Regions from separate parts of the Homo sapiens genome. Here region 1 is linked to region 2. A link is an interaction called in ENCODE POLR2A ChIA-PET data of the cell type or tissue named here. Cell type or tissue: A673. All regions are shown on one strand. Links, peaks and the distances in the headings refer to the core of each region. The heading gives the core; the rest is flanking DNA. Region 1 overlaps TMEM135 (transmembrane protein 135). Region 2 overlaps FZD4-DT (FZD4 divergent transcript).

What was found. Peaks named below come from ENCODE experiments on the same cell type or tissue, not always from the same donor. Only the 100,000 strongest peaks of a DNase experiment are listed, where the experiment ranks them.
Region 1: POLR2A ChIA-PET joins it to region 2 with 5 read pairs; 4 of 35 experiments call an interaction of 5 or more read pairs at or near these places.

What each region holds. Positions count from the first base shown.
Region 1 is chr11:87,147,092-87,150,010 of GRCh38, forward strand. The region is part of intron 4 of TMEM135 (transmembrane protein 135); the gene reads left to right. Among named protein-coding and RNA genes, the nearest start is that of TMEM135, 110 kb to the left of the region's middle. In A673, for the core only: no CTCF peak of the experiment used is centred there; a DNase peak (open chromatin) is centred at 1,230; H3K27ac peaks cover 1,614 bases.
Region 2 is chr11:86,993,960-86,996,878 of GRCh38, forward strand. The region is part of intron 2 of FZD4-DT (FZD4 divergent transcript); the gene reads left to right. Among named protein-coding and RNA genes, the nearest start is that of FZD4-DT, 40 kb to the left of the region's middle. In A673, for the core only: a CTCF peak has its summit at 1,534 (motif pointing right); DNase peaks (open chromatin) are centred at 202 and 1,572.

The DNA.
Region 1 (2,919 bases), core at 126-2,625, 150 kb after region 2:
CAGGGGGATCACCTGAAGTCAGGAGTTCAAGGCCAGCCTGGCCAACATGGCGAAACCCCGTCTCTACTAAAAAATGCAAAAATTAGCCTGGCATGGTGGCGTGTGCCTGTAGTCCCAGCTACTCGGGAGGCTGAGGCACAAGAATCGCTTGAACCTGGCAGGCGAAGGTTGCAATGAGCCGAGATCGTGCCACTACACTCCAGCCTGGGTGACAAAGCAAGACTGTCTCAAAAAAACAACAAACAAACAAACAAAACTTTTAGTGTAACAAAAATTGTTACTTCTTTTTTAAGAGAAGGAGTCTCTGAATATTGCCCAGTCTGGCCTCTTAACTCCTGGACTCAAAGGATCCTCCTGCCTCAGCCTCCTGAATAGCTGGGACTATAGGCATGTGCCACTGTGCCTAGCTTACTGTTATTGTTATTTTTATTATTACCAAACAATGTGTGTGCATAGCAGAACATAGAAAATAACTAAAGAAGAAAATCACCCAGAGATTACTGCTGTTATCACCTCAGCATACATCCTTACAGATCTTTTTGATTTGCACACATATACACAAAAACACACACACAAAAGTCCAATCCAGAAGTTTGCATTTATTACATCTAGGTTTTATGTCTCTTAAGTCTCTTGTCTAGCACTGTTCTTAAAAACAGTCTCTTGTTAACTTATTATTTTTTTGAGACAAAGTCTTACTTTGTTGCCCAAGCTGGAGTGCAGTGGCACAATCTTGGCTCACTGCAACCTCCACCTCCTGGGTTCAAGTGATTCTCCTGCCTCAGCCTCCCGAGTAGCCAGGACTACAGGCACGCACCACCATGCCTAGCTAATTTTCATATTTTTAGTAGACATGGAGTTTCACTATGTTGGCCAGGCTGCTCTTGAACTCCTGACCTTGAGATCTGCCCGCTTCAGTCTCCCAAAGTGCTGGGATTACAGGCGTGAGCCACCACACATAGCTGTTAACTTATTTTTAAACAAAGACATTGTAGACAGTTATTTCCCTCTGTCACTGACATAGAATGAATGTTTTTAGTATTAATCATCTTAGATGTAATAAAAACTCAAAAGAAAGAGACATTTCAATCAAGAATTTACTATAGGTAAATTTACAAATGCTGAGAATTAGCTCTGAATTCATTATTTTTGACCCTTGTTAGTAGTTCTTTAGGTACAAGGAAATGAAAAGCAATCTCTTTAGCAGAGGTCAAAAGAAAGTTGTACACTTCAGTGCTTTCCCATAGAAACAAAGGAAGCTTAGCTGAATTGGCAGAATGCTATTAGAATGAGATATCCTTAAAAATGTTGGTGGGAAGAGCTGATGAAATAAATAAGTTGGGAACAAAGGATTGAATTTGGTATTCTTCTTCTACTGGAGAAGGTACCGAAAAAGAATTTGATCCTCTGATTGCCTAGGGTTTTGAGACATGAGAAATAATGTACTTTGATCTGGTTTTGAGAAATTATTGCATATTTTATTTTAAGTGCTTGCTGCCTCTGCCTTTCCCCTTTTGCTCCTCAAATATATAAAGTAAGTAGCCTGACCTACAGGAGGACTGTTAAAAATCATATCACTAGATTAAATAGAATTAAAAAAGAAACAGGAAGATTGAAGATGTAGTTTAATATATGTATCATTAATAATAGAATAAATACAAGAACATAATGGGTGAGAAATTTATTTCTTAATAAAAATTTCTGAGACTAGACCTTTCAACATTTAGTTATACATACTTTAATAAAAATCTATCATAGTAAATTTATAATTTTTGTTTGAGTATGTGAATAATCCTTCTGCGCATTATTGGCCTGTTATAAATCTTTCAATGAATTGTGGGTTGGAGTTAAATTCATATTGTGCTGAATTTACAAAATTTAACAGTTTGCTTTAAACGTTTTAAAAATTTTCTAACTTAGCACCAAATCCCCCCATACCTTTGTGTGTGTGTGTGTGTGTGTGTGTGTGTGTGTATGCCTGTGGAGAAAAGTTCCAGAGATTCTTATTTCTCATTTAAAAAAAGTTAGAAAAAATTTAGCTCTTATGTATAAATTACATGCTGTATTTTACTAATTAAGTCTATAGCCTTGCTTAACTTTGTCTTGACAACTTCTAAACTGAATCTTTCTATTTTTCTAATGCCATAACTGTGTGGATTTGCAACAACAAAGATCTGTGTTTTTCAACTTTAGCTGGGCTTAAGTACTACTTAGCAATTCTATGTTCTATTTACTTATGTGTTCCTATACTCTCACCCCTGTCCTTAAGCTAGTGTCTTCGTCATTCTCAGAGGTTTATTCTTCTAATTCAGAGAGGGAGAGGGAAGGGGAAGAGAAAAGGGGAAAATTTACACAGTGGGAGAGGGTCAGGGAAAGGGAGAGGAAGAGAGTTTAGTTATATTTGCACCTGCTTTCTTTTAACACAGACAACAGATTGCTATGTATGTTCTTAATATTGTCTTAAACAGGAATCTTTCTCAGTCATAGCCATTTTCCTTCTTGTATCTGTAATTTCTTCCACCTTACTGAGCACTGACTTCTACTTAGCCAGTAAAAACATGTTTAAATATCTTCTCTCCTAAAAATATCCTGTTACCAATTTTCTCTCAACTATGATTCTCATTCTAGCCACAAGTCAATCTCCTTCTTTACCTTTATTGTCAAACTTTTCACATTTACTTATACAATTTATATCTTCTCATTCAGTCCTCAACTATATTCTCATCTGCACTGCTCTATTAAAATTGTAAAGTATTTGACCTATTGGACACTGTTGATTACTTCTATAATAGTTTTTTCAAAATGTAATTAAATATTTACATGTAGTTTAAAAGTGAAATTGTGGCTGGGCGCGGTGGTGCACGCCTGTAATCCCAGCACTTTGGGAGGCCAAAGCGGGTGGATCACCTGAGGGTCAAG
Region 2 (2,919 bases), core at 96-2,595:
TTATGTATATGTTGGCATATACATTAGTATATAAGTATATATTAGTATATAAGTAGTAGGGAAGTAGACGAAGCTAGATTATTGTGGGAAGCAGGAAAAAAAGATTAGCTTAGACTTGCCATAATTATAGCCTATATGTGATGAAATGTGGTAATTTGACAGTAGTTGATTTAATGGTATAATCCTTTTTTGCATTAGTAAGTACATATACATACATACATTTATCTTCACGCCTGAAGTCAGTCTTAGGCAGGCATGAGAAACCATGGCAAGCAACCCAGAAAGGGAATGCAGAAGGAGACTTTCATTAGTAGTTACTAGAGAGAGTGTGTTATCTCCAATTTGCTTGACGATCACCTCTGATCTTTTCATACTCAGGCTCCTGCTAAACTAGAATTATTTCTATTCCTTCCCTTTCCTAGTCTTTCTGAGGTCTTAGAAACTTAAAATCAGGCCAGGTGTGGTGGCTCACACCTGTAATCCCAACACTTTGGGAGGCCAAGGCAGGCGGATTACAAGGTCAGGAGTTCGAGACCAGCCTGGCCAACGTGGTGAAACCCCGTCTCTACTAAAAATACAAAAATTAGCTGGGCATGGTGGCGCAGGCCTGTAATCCCAGCTACTTGGGAGGCTGAGGCAGGAGAATCGCTTGAACGCAGGAGGCGAAGTTTGCAGTGAGCCGAGATCAGGCCACTGCATTCCAGCTTGGGCAACAGAGCAAGACTCTGTCTCGGAAAAAAAAAAAAAAATAGCCAGGTGGGGTGCCATGCGCCTGTAATCCCAGCTACTTGGGAGGCTGAGGCAGGAGAACCCCTTGAACCTGTGAGGCAGAGGTTACAGTGAGCCGAGATCATGCCACTGCACTCTAGGTGGGCCACAGTGTGACACTCTGACTCAAAATAATAATAATAATAATAAAATAAATAAATAAACTTAAAATTAGAGTGAAACTAGAGATAACCCTTAAAAAATATTCCAGCTGAGGGACTTACTCTTTGTTTTTTTCTTTTTAGATGGAGTCTCGCTCTGTTGCCAGGCTGGAGTGCAGTGGTGCACTCTCGCCTCACTGCATCCTCCACCTCCCGGGTTCAAGCAATTCTCCTGCCTCAGTGTCCCAAGTAGCTGGGACTACAGGCACCACCATGCCCAGCTAATTTTTGTAGTTTTAGCAGAGACAGGGTTTCACCACGTTGTCCAGGATGGTCTCAATCTCTTGACCTTGTGATCCATGAGCCTCCCAAAGTGCTGGGATTGCAGGTATCAGCCACTGCGCCCGGCCCAGCTGGGGGACTTATTCTTAAAAGGAGCTTGTGCAAAATGTTAATACTCACCATAACGGGAATGATAGCAATTTTCTGTGAAATGAGATGTGAAGAGAACCATCATTTATTGAGGATCTGCTATATGCCACATGATTTGTATATTAACTTCAGTGAATATTCACAATAAGCCTGTGATATATTAAAATTATTTGGTGATAGATCTGGCTGGAAAATGCAGAAAATCTGACTGCAGTGGATTAAAATTTATGGGAGTAGTCCACTAGGTGGTGCTGATATTGATGCAGCTTCTCAGTGACGACATTGAAAAACTAATCTCTGTCTGCATTACTATCCTTAGCAAGTTAACATTTAGCTTTGTTCATGTCTCATAATTGCAAGATGGCTACAGTAGCTCCAGATATCACATCCACATTAGAGGCAGAATTGAGAGAGGCCAGGCACGGTGGCCCATGCTTGTAATACCAGCACTTTGGGAGGCTTAGATGGGTGGATCACATGAGGCCAGGAGTTTGAGACCAGCCTGGCCAACATGGCAAAACTGTCTCTACTAAAAATACAAAAATTAGCCAGGTGTGGCTGGGTGCGGTGGCTCACGCCTGTAATCCCAGCATTTTGGGAGGCCGAGGCGGGCGGATCATGAGTTTAGGTGATCAAGACCATCCTGGCCAACATGGTGAAACCTCGTCTCCACTAAAAATACAAAAATTAGCTAGGCGTGGTGGTGGGCGCCTGTAATCCCAGCTACTCGAGAGGCTGAGGCAAGAGAATGACTTGAACCCAGGAGGCGGAGGTTGCAGTGAGCCAAGATCGCGCCAGTGCACTCCAGCCTGGTGACAGAGCAAGGCCCTGTCTCAGGAAAAAAAAAAAAAAAAAATTAGCCAGGTGTGCCAGGCGCGGTGGCTCACGCCTGTAATCCCATAACTTTGGGAGGCCCACCTCCCAAAGACCATGCTGGCTCACATGGTGAAACCCCGTCTCTACTAAAAATACAAAAAAATTAGCCAGGCGAGGTGGTGGGCGCCTGTAGTCCCAGCTACTCTGGAGGCTGAGGCAGGAGAATGGCATGAACCCGGGAGGCGGAGCTTGCAGTGAGCCGAGATTACACCACTGCACTCCAGCTTGGTCGACAGAGCGAGACTCCGTCTCAAAAAAAAAAAAAAAATTAGAGAGGTGTGGCTGGGTTCAGTGGCTCATGCCTGTAATCCCAGCACTTTGGGAGGCCGAGATGGGTGGATCACGAGGTCAGGAGTTCGAGACCAGCCTGGCCAACATAGTGAAATCCTGTCTCTACTATAAATACCAAAATTAGCTGGGCGTGGTGGCGGGCGCCTGTAGTCCCAGCTACTCAGGAGGCTGAGGCAGGAGAATCGCTTGAACCTGGGAGGCGAAAGTTGAAGTGAGCGGAGACCATGCTACTGCATTCCCGCCTGGCCAACAGAGCGAGACTGTGTCTCGAAAAAAAAAAAAAAAATTACCTAGGGGTGATGGTGTACATTTGTAATCCCAGCTACTTGGGAGGCTGAGGCACGAGAATTGCCTGAGGCACGAGAATTGCCTGAGGCACAAGAATTGCTTGTACCCAGGAGGCGGAGGTTGCAGTGAGCTGAGATCGCACCACTGCACTCCAGCCTAGGCG